Linked DNA regions of Homo sapiens: region 1 is linked to region 2. Evidence: read pairs that join two places in POLR2A ChIA-PET (ENCODE). Cell type or tissue: OCI-LY7. All regions are shown on one strand. Links, peaks and the distances in the headings refer to the core of each region. The heading gives the core; the rest is flanking DNA.

The links. Peaks named below come from ENCODE experiments on the same cell type or tissue, not always from the same donor. Only the 100,000 strongest peaks of a DNase experiment are listed, where the experiment ranks them.
Region 1: POLR2A ChIA-PET joins it to region 2 with 5 read pairs; 8 of 35 experiments call an interaction of 5 or more read pairs at or near these places.

Annotation. Positions count from the first base shown.
Region 1 is chr12:45,981,994-45,988,411 of GRCh38, forward strand. All of the region lies in intron 1 of SCAF11 (SR-related CTD associated factor 11), which reads right to left. Among named protein-coding and RNA genes, the nearest start is that of SCAF11, 5.4 kb to the right of the region's middle. RefSeq lists a silencer at 4,710-4,759. In OCI-LY7, for the core only: no CTCF peak of the experiment used is centred there; DNase peaks (open chromatin) are centred at 2,688 and 4,828; H3K4me3 peaks cover 2,385 bases; H3K27ac peaks cover 3,296 bases.
Region 2 is chr12:45,926,049-45,932,466 of GRCh38, forward strand. SCAF11 (SR-related CTD associated factor 11) reads right to left here. Exons shown (of 15, transcript NM_004719.3): 10 at 5,458-5,564; 11 at 94-2,811. Among named protein-coding and RNA genes, the nearest start is that of SCAF11, 61 kb to the right of the region's middle. In OCI-LY7, for the core only: no CTCF peak of the experiment used is centred there; no DNase peak of the experiment used is centred there.

The DNA of each region.
Region 1 (6,418 bases), core at 791-5,790, 56 kb after region 2:
ATAATGCAAACAATAATAAACGATGGTTGGAATGGCTATATTAATATGAACTATATTTTAAACCTTTTTAAAGAGTCTAAGTGGATTTGTTTACCCTCCATTCAGTTTTAATTATATCTAGTTCTGTGGCAGTTTTGAAACAATGAAGCTATTTCGTTTCATCCATCTCCCTCATATTACTCAAGCTGATGTCTTAAGTAACTGGACATGCACAACAGTTTCTAAAGAAATATGACCTATTACATTAAAACTGTCCTATCTGAAGGGTTTTCTATGATGAAGTTTTCAGGTGAGTGATAGCTTATAAATTTTTTGAGTCATTAATATTTATTCCCCATTATAACAGCTTACAGAATCATTCTTCTTGACAAGCCATCTAGGCATACAAAATAGTGCTATACGTATATTTACATTAAAAAATCACCTATCGGGGCCGGGTACAGTGGCTCATGACTGTAATCCCAGCAATTCAGGAGGCCAAGGCGGGCAGATCACTTGAGGTCAGGAGTTCGAGATCAGCCTGACCAACATGGTGAAACCGTTTCTACTAAAAATACAAAAATTAGCCGGGTGTAGTGGTACACGCCTGTAATCCTAGCTACTCAGGAGACTGAGGCAGGAGAATTGCTTGAACTTGGGAAGCAAAGGTTACAGTGAACCGAGATTGTACCACTGCACTCCAGCCTGGGTGACAGAATGAGACTGTGTCTCAAAACAAACCAAACAAAACCTATCATTTGTAGACTGTTTCATTGATCCCAGAGAATTTTTATAACAGTGTTGTTTTGGCCGCTGTCTTTCATGTTTGTACTTCTGTTTTGGTTTACTTTAAGCTGCTAAATAACTACTGTGGTCAGGGTACTGAGCCTGGTATTGGAATATAAAGACGGATTAAGATACTGTATCACTTCCCGGTACAAGGAGTAGACTTGGAGACATAGGATACAGAAGATGAACAAGATAGCATATGCCAAGTGCCAAATGTGAGAAATAGGCAAAGAGTTTCTAAGACATTTTTTTAAATGTACCAGTGGGGGAGTAACTAACGACTGAGGCAAGTAAAGAAAAATAATGATAATAAAGTGCAAAAAGTTAATGTTCTTAAGTCCAATTAGGACTTACGTTGTGTTTCCTTAGGTGGACTTCAAGTCTATCTCTCTCCCATTTATTTGTTTTGAAAGTGGTTTATAAGATGTTTAAATTGGGGATTTTGAGCTTAATGTAGTAGCAGAAAGGTGGCAGTGGTGGAGAGATGGAAAGTACGAGAAACTAGTTAGGAGAAAATGGAAAGAAGACTAGATATCAAAAAAGAAGGCCTGATTAGGACTAAGCTCCCCTAGGGCACAGACCTAATAGACACATAGATATCAACAAACCTGGAGTTCAGAACTATGGGTAGAGTGAATGCCTACAATATACTACGTAATGAACTACACATTCTGGCATGCCTTTCCACATTTAATCCTCAAAATACCAGAACACGATACATTTAAAAAATTAAAACACCGTCAATACTGAACAACAGAACACTGCATTAAAAAGGCTTAAAAATCACCCACTAAACAAAGCTAACTTAAGAGTATGAACAGAGACAGAGTTAGCTGCTATTACCACTGGACTTAGATAAATGTTATTAAAAAATTAGGTGAGGAAATTGAGATACTGATTAGATCACCTATAAAAGGTGACAATCAGTCATCTAGGACAACCAGAGTTCAAAACCAGGTCTGACTGACTCCTAAACCTAAAACACACACACACACACACACACACACACACACACACACACACAAAGACTGAACTAATTTTTACCTTACTGTCAAAATTACAATAAAAAGACAACCCTAAAAGTACATCTGAGAAGTCTAGGGTAAAAGAAAGGATAAAAAAGGAAGAAGTTTAGTCTTATCCCTAATAGAGATGTGAGTCTTAAGAGGGTTTAAATTTACTCAAGAGGGTTTAAAGATTGAGAACACTTTTAATTTTCACTAAAAGTGTTGGTATAATAATCTTTTACAAAAAGGAATAAGTATAAACTTTAAAAGAACACGTCTGTATGCTGCTATTCTGGCTGGAGGCATTGGAGCCCAAGTTAGTGAGCAAAATGCTCATGTTACGAATAGTGAGGGAACCCAGATTAAGATTCTTTTTACCTTAATAAAAAGAAAAAGGGATTACTTCTTTTTAGACTCCTTCAACTTGGAACAGTCCCCCAGTCTTGACTTTCATGACCTTGTTTGTACTCCTTAAAGCTTATAGATTAGTTCTGTTGCAAAATGTCTTCCAATTTGGGTTTGCCTGATACTTCCTTTTATTTTTTTTCAGATGTAGTTTTCTTTCTGTAGGATGCCAGATATTTCCTTATGGTTAGATTCAGGTTGTACACTATTTGACAGTAATTATGATGTGTTTTTCTCATTGTGTCCTGTCAAATGGCATACAATTTCTGTTTGTCTCATTACTGATGATGTGCACTTTGATAACTTGATTGAGGTAATATCATCCAAGCGTCTTCACTGTAAAGTTACTTTTGTCCCATTGGTAATTAACATGCATTTTTGTGGAAAAGTATTTTGAGACTGTAAAATAGCCCATTCCTTATTAAACTTGCTATTTATTTATTCCGAGATTATCTCAGCTTTGGCTAGTGAAAGCCTTTCAAGATAGTTTCTGTTTTCTTTTGACTTGCTCTTCGCACTTCCTTTTTTTTTTTTTTTTTGAGGTGGAGTCTCACTTTGTCGCCCAGGCTGGAGTGCAGTGTGGTGATCTTGGCCCACTGCAAACTCCACCTCCCAGGTTCAAGCGATTCTTGTGCCTCAGCCTCCCATGTAGCTGGGATTACAGGCATGGGCCACTACACCTGGCTAAATTTTGTATTTTTAGTAGAGACAGGATTTTGCCACATTGGCCAGGCTGGCCTTGAACTCCTGACCTCAAGTGATCCACCTGCCTTGGCCTCCCAAAGTGCTGGGATTACAGGTGTGAGCCACCACACCCAGCCACTTCCTTACTTTTGGACATAAGAAAATGAAGCTCACCTTGTACTTTCCCTGCCCCAGCACTGGAATCAACCATTCCTCCAAAGAGTGGTTGCTTTTAGTGGAGAAAGGTATTTAGAAAACAAGATTTGGATGCTCTAATTATTTCAATGTCTATGTGTAGAAAACCATGAATTGGTACCAATTTCTCCAATTTCAGTCCGCAAGATTTGTTCTTGTTTTCTCCATTACCAAATTTATAACTCCCTTCTCACCAGGAGAACTCTGACTCATTATCATTACTTACTAAATTTGATCAACCCCCTGCATGTGGCCAGTTTCCCATTGCCTTTGCTGTTCCCTACCTTCTTTGCATAACTTTTTTCTCTACTTAGGCTCTGACATCCTGTCCTGGGATGCACCCCTTACCCCATACTTCTTAGATACCCCATACTGAAGATTTTACCATTCTGTTTGAGCTCTAGTACCTTAATCTGATCTAGAGGTTCCTCTAGATCAGTGAAACAACTGAAGGCCGAAAGTCAGATGGACCCAGCTATAGATACTTAGCAACTTCTCTGACACTTAACAAGTCATTTAACTTCTCCAGAGCCCCAGACTCATTTCTGTAAAATGGACTAACACAGTCAACATTGCAAGGCTACCGAAAAGATCAAATGAAAATGTATGTAAAATGTCTACAACAGAGTGGCTGACACATAGTAAATATCTGATAAACATTAGCTATCTTCTGTAATATGGGTGATAATTTCTTAAACTTTGATCTCAATACTTTTAGATCTAGTTAAGCAATTAGAGAAGCATCAATCTGAAAATAAGAACCTTACTGTCCTGCTTGTTCAAAAGGCCAATGAGCTTCACATTGTTACACTCAACAGAATTTTTTTTAGTTCTTACCTTATTAAGCTCTTATCAACACTTGACCCAACTCTCTCTTCTTGACTTCTATCTCCTTGTAACATTCTCTTTCTTTGGTTTCTGTAACACCCCACTCACCCTCTACTTCTCTGATCTTCACGGTATTCTCTGGGAGCTCACATTCTTCCAGCAAAGTTTTTTAAATGTTAGAGGTCATTGTGGTTCCATCCTAGGCCTTTTTTCCCCCAAGTTATATTCCCTCACCTAGGCAATTTCATCCATACCTATAGTTCCAATTACCTGTATGGGAGATTCCAGTTTTCCATTTACAGCCAATACTCTTCCTCTGAATTTCAGAACCATGTATCTAATTGCTTACAGGAACTTCTACCTGAAAGCTCCAAAGGTACTTTAAGCCTGATATGTTAAAACCAAAAGAGCTCTGGTCCTTATCTGGCACAACCCAGGAATGTAATCCAGAAATCATCTTTCAAATTTCTTTCTCCCTCACTTTCAATCTATTAACTAAGGCCTGCTGGTCTCAAATCCCATCCACTGAGCCCATCTCCACAATTATCATCCTAATTCAAGCTATCCTCATCTCTCCCAGACTACTAAAAAAGCCTGCTAACTAATTCTCCCAGATCTCTTGCTGCCTCTCTCCTCCCTTTCAATACACATCACCACAATCCTAGTTTTGCCTTCTGGAACTATAAGAAATTAATATGGCTTCTAAATGACAACATTTTTAACAATAAGATAGTTATACTGCTTGATATGGTTTGGCTGTGTCCCCACCCAAATCTCTCTTGAATTGTATTCCCATAATTCCCACGTGTTGTGGGAGCAACCTGTTGGGAGATAATTTGAATCATGGGGGCAGTTTCCCCCATACTGTTCTCATGGTAGTGAACAAGTCTCACAAGATCTGATGGTTTTAACAGATGTTTCCGCTTTTGCATCTTCCTCATTTTCTCTTGCCACCAACCACTATGTAAGAAGTGCCCTTCTCCTCCCACCAAGATTCTGAGGCCTCCCTAGCCATGTGGAACTGTAAGTCCAATTATACCTCTTTTTCTTCCCAGTCTCAGGTATGTCAGCAGCATGAAATCAGGCTAATGCACTGCTCTACTCTTAGCTGAGGCATTCTTAGCTCCTTCTATATTAAGACAAATGATAGTTTCAAGGTCACATACTGTTATACTCCTCTAAAAACACAGACCCCTTAGGCTGGGTGTGGTGGTTCATTCCTGTAATCCCAGCACTTTGGGAGGCCAAGGCGGGATGATTACTTAGCCCAGGAATTTGAGACCAGCCTGGGCACCAAAGTGAGAGCTGTGATCACACCACTGCGCTCCAGCCTGGGAGACAGCGAGATGCTATCTGAAAGCAAAAACAAAACAAACAACAACAAAAAACAAGGACCCCTGAAATGAACATGGCCCACATGCATGGATATAAGTAACTTGGCAGTTTATGCTACAGACTGAGACTTGCTTAGTCTAAAGTTTCAAACCACAATCACTATTTGTAACGTTTACAGCTGAAAGCAGGTTAATTCATTAACTTACACTGAAGGCATTGTTCAGGTGTTTAGGTGACAAATACTGACAAATGCTGATCTCACAGAAGATAAATCACAGTGAAGAAAATAAACAATAAACCTAAGTTAGATTACACAATATGTTGCAAAATGATAAATGCAATGGAGAAAAATCTAGCATAAAAACAGATACAAAATATCGGGGGAAGGCTGTTGTTTTATACACAGTAGTTAGAGAAGACCACAACAGCGTAGGGGAAAGGAGATTGGAGAAAGGGTGAGGAGATGAAGTCAGAGAGGAAGAAGAGACTTAAATCATAGAGCCTTGTAGACCATAGGAGTATGGAATTTACTATGACTGAGAAGGGAAGCCATTTGAGAAAAGAAGTTACATGACCTGACATTTTATCAGGATCACTCTGGCTATGGAGTGTTAAAGACTGTAGATCAGCAAAGGTCACAGTGACTTTTTAGGAAGATATTTTTGAAAGCAAAATAGTGGTTGTGTTTTTACGTTATGTATTGAATTTTTATGTGTCTATGTACTAGGATTTCATACATTAAGTTCATAGACACAACTTAAAAAAATACAATGCAAAGATGAGTTTTGGGAATAGCAAGAGAATGATACTGGATATTTTAACTCTGGGCTCTACTCAGCACTACTAACAGTTATTACTGCTCAGAAGCAAGACAAGGTGCAAGGTTATTAACTTATTTTGGGGGACAGAGTATAATTAAAAATCTGGATTTTAAGTTTATTTCACTGGGCAAGGTAAGTCAAGGTACAATTTACATCTTAAAAGACAAAAGCAGGTGATAGCAGGGCTTGCTAAAGGGAAGTTACAATGAAAATTATTCTACAGTTGACTTTCTTTTTATTACTTTTATGCCTGCTACTCTCTTTAATTAAGGTGCTACAACTATCTCTGATATACTTTAAAAGTTCAGTATTAAGTTGATGGGTAGTATAGTACTGTATTTTCTGATTACTAAAAGATGTTACTGATGATGAATC
Region 2 (6,418 bases), core at 475-5,474:
CAAATAAGGATCATTTCAACTCATACAAATAACATATTAAATTTATAATTCTTCAAATAAAACAGTATCAATAAACCAACAAGAATACATTACCCTGTCCAGATGTTTCCTCCTCTTGTTTCATCCATCCAGACTGTGGACCTGAAGAATTTCTGCCTCGTCGTGAGTAGTAGTTTTGTACATCTGCTGGCAAAGTCTTTCTCACGGCCCAGCTGGATGCAGATGTCCATCCAGATCTATCTGCTGGTGTATCAAATGAGAACTCCTGTTCACTTTTTCGCTTATAGGATTGCTGTTCCACAAACTTGAAAGATTCACTCCCTGAACTGTTTGAATTCCCTGAGAGGGGTTTTCGATTTTGCCACCGATTTTCATTCTGATCTTTATAGGCAAAACTACTTCTGTAAGTGCCTCTGCCACGGTTGCCTCTGCCTCTACCACGGTTAGATACCCAACCAGAACCAAAGTTTTTATTCCAAGAATTTCCTGAATTTTCATTTCTATTTTCTTCCCAATGAGACTCTTTCAACTTTTCTGGATTTCTGGTTCTTGGATCAGGCCCAGAGTTTATTTTTTCTGTTATCCAATTGGGACAGTCATTTCTATGTTTGTCAGCAGAATTTGGATCATCAGCATCTAGATGGATGTCATTTTTTTCTTTTCTTGTATTTTCATTCTGTTTCTCTGGGTCATTCTTTCTGTACCGATCATTTCCTCGTGGACATCTCCAACCATCATTTGCCCATCTTCCCTTCCACCGGGGAGAGTAACTATCTCTGTCAATTCTACCAAATGATGAACTCTTACTTTTTGTTCTACATCTTGAGGGGGACCTAGAATGAGATCTGGACCTAGACCACTTTCTGGTTCTCCTTTCTCTCTCTCTCCTCTGCCCATCTCTATCACTTTCTCGTTCTCTGCTCTGGGACCTGGATTTTTCTCCTGGGGAAGAATCTTTCACTCTTGGCTGAGATCTTTTGTTCTCTCTAGAAGTTTCTCTTCTTGGGGACAGTGATTCAGATCTTCTGCTTTCCCTAGTAGTATCCCTTTTTGGAGACCGAGACTGAGATTGCCTCCTTTCTCTTGCAATATCCTTTTTTGGGGACTGAGAACGGGATTTTTTCCGGCCTCTGGCTGACTCATTCTTAGGAGATGGTGATTGAGACTTCCTGCTTTCTTTCCCAGTTTCTCTTCTGGGAGATGGAGACTGGGGCCGCTTCTTTTCTTGTGGAGTGTCTTTGTTGGGTGACCAAGTTGTAGATGGAGAATGAAATCTAGATCTTCGAGTACGAGGCTTTTTGGTTTTATCTATGGTATCTTTTGGGCTTTCAGATGGTTGAGAAACAGTTTCAACCTTTTCATCCGCAAGATCAGAAGACGGCATATTATTTTCAGAACAGTGTGTCACAGAATTTTCATTCATTTGTTTAAGATCAGCATTTACAGATGGTTCAACTTCAGATTCATTTTGGTCACTGCAAAATGAATCACACTCCATAGGTATCATTTCATTGTTGTCCTCACTAAAATGCTTCTGAATCTGTTCAATGTGTGTTTTAGGCAACTCTGTAGATCTAGGATGTTCGGTCAGCGATTCATTCTTTTCTTCTAAAGATTTTTCCAATTTGGTGTTCAGAAGATTATTTTTTAGTAAGTTATTTTCAGAGTCTTGAATATTATTGAAATCTTCATTCCCAAAAGTATCACATGTTGCAATTATTTCTACATCTTCAGTTTCAACATGCCCAAGCAATTGAACCTCTGGGCTCTTAACAGATTGTCTGTCCACTGTCTGTATAATTTCACCCTCAGAAGATTCTAACTTGGGGCTCTCTATAAGCTCCTCTGTTTTTAGTGTAAAATCTTTATGTTCAGTAATTTCTACTAGGGAACTCTCTGTTATTTTTTCTTCATTAACCACTGACTCTACATTCTCAGATAAGTCACTTAGGGGACAAGATACAGGTTGGTACACTTTGCTTTCAGATGTTAAACATGTAGGAAAATCATTTGGAAGATGAACTGTACATACATCTGTCTTTACCTCTGATTGTGAAAGTCCAGATATCTGGTCTTGCTTTTCCAATGGATCACCTCCTTTTTCAAGAATATTTTCAGAAATCTCACTTTCCAAACACAAAACATTAGCCTCTATACCTGTATTCTCGAGTTTTTTAACTTCCCCTTCCTCACCAACTAGCACAGGAAGATCTTGAGCACAAGACTCAGAAGATGAAGATCCTACTCTTTCCTCTGTATCATAATTTGCAGTATGCTTCTCACTTTCTTCTATTTGCTCATTGCAACTTTTCAAGCAATTAGCAGACTGGTTTTCTACATGAGTCTGCACAGTACAAATGTTACTACTGTCTACATCTGGTTGGTGCTCTTTTTCTAACACAGGTGATGTGTCAGATTCTGCTGTTTCTTCATCTACTGAATCATTGGAAGATGATTTTTCAGGGGCAGCTACAGAGCTCCGAAGTTTCTTTTTCAGTAAAGGTGGTTTTCTTCCTCTTCTTACAGACTTCCGTTTTGGAGCCTGTCTTGTTTGCTTTTCTGACTCAGCTGAAGAGGGAACACTTAAAGATGGATTACTGTTACCTGGGGCATCACACCCAGAATTGTCTGATATTGGGGATCTCTGAGACTGACTGGCTGTTTCAGCTCTTGTGTTACGTGTAGACCTCCTTGTAGGAGTTGTCATTGCAGGTTTTCGTCTTGATCCTCTGGTATTTGATGTACCAGAAGTTTGCTTCTTTTCTTCCCCTTCTTGAGTATGTGCTAATGCATATCCCTTGCAAGAAGTACCTAATAATATTTAAAAAAAAAAAAAAAGTAAAAAATATGTTTTAAGAAATAGTAATTTGGCTTTAGCTAATTTTAGCATAAAATAGTCTGCAACAGAGTGAAACTAAATACTTATAAATAAAACTATTAATAAATGCATAGCTACTAACATCTGAGTAATATGACTTATTCATCAACTTTCTTAATGACACTGAAATAAGTTATAACTAGATTTGGTCCAAATGGGCAATTTTATAGAGAAAAAAAAAAAGGAAAATAACTTTTGGTCTTGTAACTGCTACTTGCTTAATTTTTTTTTTTTTTGGAGACAGGGTCTCACTCTGTCACCCAGGCTGGAGTGCAATGGCGTGATCACTGGAGCAATCATCGCGCACAGAAGCCTCAACCTCCCAGGCTCAAGCGATCCTCCCACCTCAGCCTCCCAGGTAGCTGGGACTACAGGCATGCACTACCATGCCCAGCTAATTTTTGTATTTTTAATAGAGACAGGGTTTTGCCATGTTGCCCAAGCTGGTCTCAAACTCCTGAGTTCAAGTGATCTGCCTGCCTCGGCCTCCCAAACTGCTGGGAATACAGGCGTGAGCTACTGTGCCCGGCCATGATCTGGGATTATCTAAGCAAAAGGAGAGAGAAAATGGTCAAGTTATCCATGAATTAATAAAGACTCAAACTATTTATTAATAATTAATTAACAGATGTTACTTCTAAAGATCTATGGTTTGGATATGAAAGCCTGAAACAGAAAGGAGACTTCTAATCAGTTCCTCAAAGCCTCCAAGTTGTAATTTCAAAAACTACAACAGAGTTTCTAGTTGGAATATTTTTTATTTTTAAAACTGACTAACAGATAAAACTGTGTTTCTCATGTACAACATGATGTTTTGAAGTACATATACATTGTGGAATGACCAAATCTAGCTACTTAATATATGCACTACCTCACATAGTTATAATTTGTTTAGTGAGAACACTTTACGTCCACTCTCTAGCAATTTTCAAAAATACAATATAGTCGACCCTTTAACAACACAGGGATTAGGAGCACCAACCCCCAACACAGTCAAAAATTGAAACAGTTTTTACTCCCCAAAACTTAACTGTTATTCACCAGACTCCTTACTGATAACAGTGAATTAATATATTTTTTATGTTATGTGTTACATACTGTATTCTTACAATAAAAGAAGCTAAAGAAAAGGTTATTACAAAAATCATAAGAGAAAATACATTATAATGCTGTACTGTATTTATTGATACCCTAAGTTTATATCATTTGTTTACAAGATGAATCATCTGTCTGAAATGGCAGGCAACTGCAGCTATAGATCTCAATCTGTTCCTATCAAGGAATTAAACTTCTTCTTATAAAGCCATAATTTTGCTTCTTGGGAGCACTTCCTACATCACTAATGGCACTTATGTGGGTCCCAAAGGTGTTACTCAAGGTTTACAGTATTGCACTAAACACTATGAAAAATATGCATGCACTGCAAGAGATCACTTTTTACTGTGATATGCAATCTATTAGAAAGACAAATGCTCACATGGAGATGATTACATTAAACCAGGTTTTGCGTTGTGTTTTGTTTTTTTTTTGTTTTTTTTTTTTTTTGAGACAGGCTGTTGTTCTGTTGCACAGGCTGGAGTGCAGTGGTGCAATCATGGCTCATTGTAGCCTCAACCTCCCAGACATTCACAACACTTGAGTACACCAGAATAGCAACAGGTGGCGGCCACAAAAATTGTTACACTGGTAAATACGTACTATATTTAATTTTACACAGCTATGATTTAATACTGTATCTTTACAGCTGTTTACATTTCTTATGACTGCAAATGGTGGAACCATGTGGTTTGAGTGTGTATATGTTTTGATAAATTTTAACTTGTTATCATAGATTTGTATATATTTTATGGTAGTAAATGATGAAATAGACTAGTACCTACATATATTTTATACATTAATGACATACCTTTTTCTTAATTTTTTTCACTATTTATAGGTTATGCGATTTTTCTGTTTTTTCAGTGTTGCAAATCTCCAAACATTTTCCGATATATTTATTTTTTAAAATTCATGTATAATGTCGCCACCCAGTTAAAACCTATGTTGTTCAAGGGTCAACTGTATTATTATAGTCATCACGTTTCACAATTGATCTTTAGAACTTATTCTATCCAGCTGAAACTGTATCCTCTGACCAACAACCTCCACCCCACCACACCTACCCCACCCCCTAATCTACAATCTAGTTCTACGAGATCAACTTTTTTAGATTCCACATATAAGTGAGATCATGTGGTTATGTGCCTTTCTGTGCCTGCCTTATTCACTTAGCCTAATGTCCTCCAGGTTCATCCACGTTGGCACAAACAAGATTTCCTTCTTTTTGTGGCAGAATAATATTCCATTGTGTGTGTATATAGATATATGGAGAGACTATGTATCTATCTATCTATATATACATACACTCTAGTTGAAGCAATTCTAAAGTTAAGTCATTGTCCAAATATTTATAGACGTATTTACAAGTTACTATGCCTTACTTTACAGCTTTTCTAAGTCATCAAACACACATTTTTATGAAACTGGAAGAAACTAATAATAATAATTTTTAAAATAGAAAATGATTTCACAAACTTTACCAAAATGTTCGAAAGATATGGTACTTGTTGGAAAAATAGTTCTTGGCAACACAGAAGAAATGAGAGGAAGGACTTCTGTTTCAACATTCCAGGGTATAAAACCAATTCTGAAAACATAATAAAGACATTTTTGTTTAAATGGTTTAAAAAATTAAACCACCAATTTAAAAGTATTAATTCTCTAAATCAGGTTAGCAATATTAAAATACAGTGCTTAAATGTTTTTTGCCCAAATAGCTAAAAATGTAAATTCAAGGTTACTCCTTGTCTAAAGATAGCTACCAATTGGCTAAAATTCAGAAAAAAACCTTTAAAAGTATGTTTTTCTGATAAATTCATGGCAAAGAAAAGATGAAAGCAACTTAACACAGATGTTTCTCTTTGAAATAATTTATGTAGTATTTTGTCAAGAATTTTTCCAGCTTTCATCATGTTCTTCACTACTCTAAAAAAATAAAATCAACTTTGAGGTGTAATTCAACATAAAATGCAGACTTTAAGCGTACATTTGCTAACTTTTTACCAAAGTGTGTGCATATATATATATATATGTCTGTGTTAACCACCACCCCAATCAAGAAAGAGAACATTTCTGCCCCCCTAGAAAGTGTCCTCACACTCCTTTGTATCCTTCTCCCTCCTTTCCAGGCAACCAAGGAACTGATTTATACCACTATGTTATATTCTAAAATTCCTCGACCTGGTGATGGCTCTTCAAAGTTCTCAGTGTCCCTAGAGACCTGTTAAGACCCCCTCCTTCAAATTTTCTCCATTCAAACCCAAACCACTTCTTGGCTTTCTTTTTCTTATTCATTTAGGTCTCCTAACAAAAGACTATCTGATTCAATATAAGGTAAGATTCTGGAGTAGGAGAAGCATGGGAAAAAAAATGTAACTTGTACATGTATAAAAATATGTAACTATAAGGAAGGGTTTCATAGTACATACATCTGGAATTCTT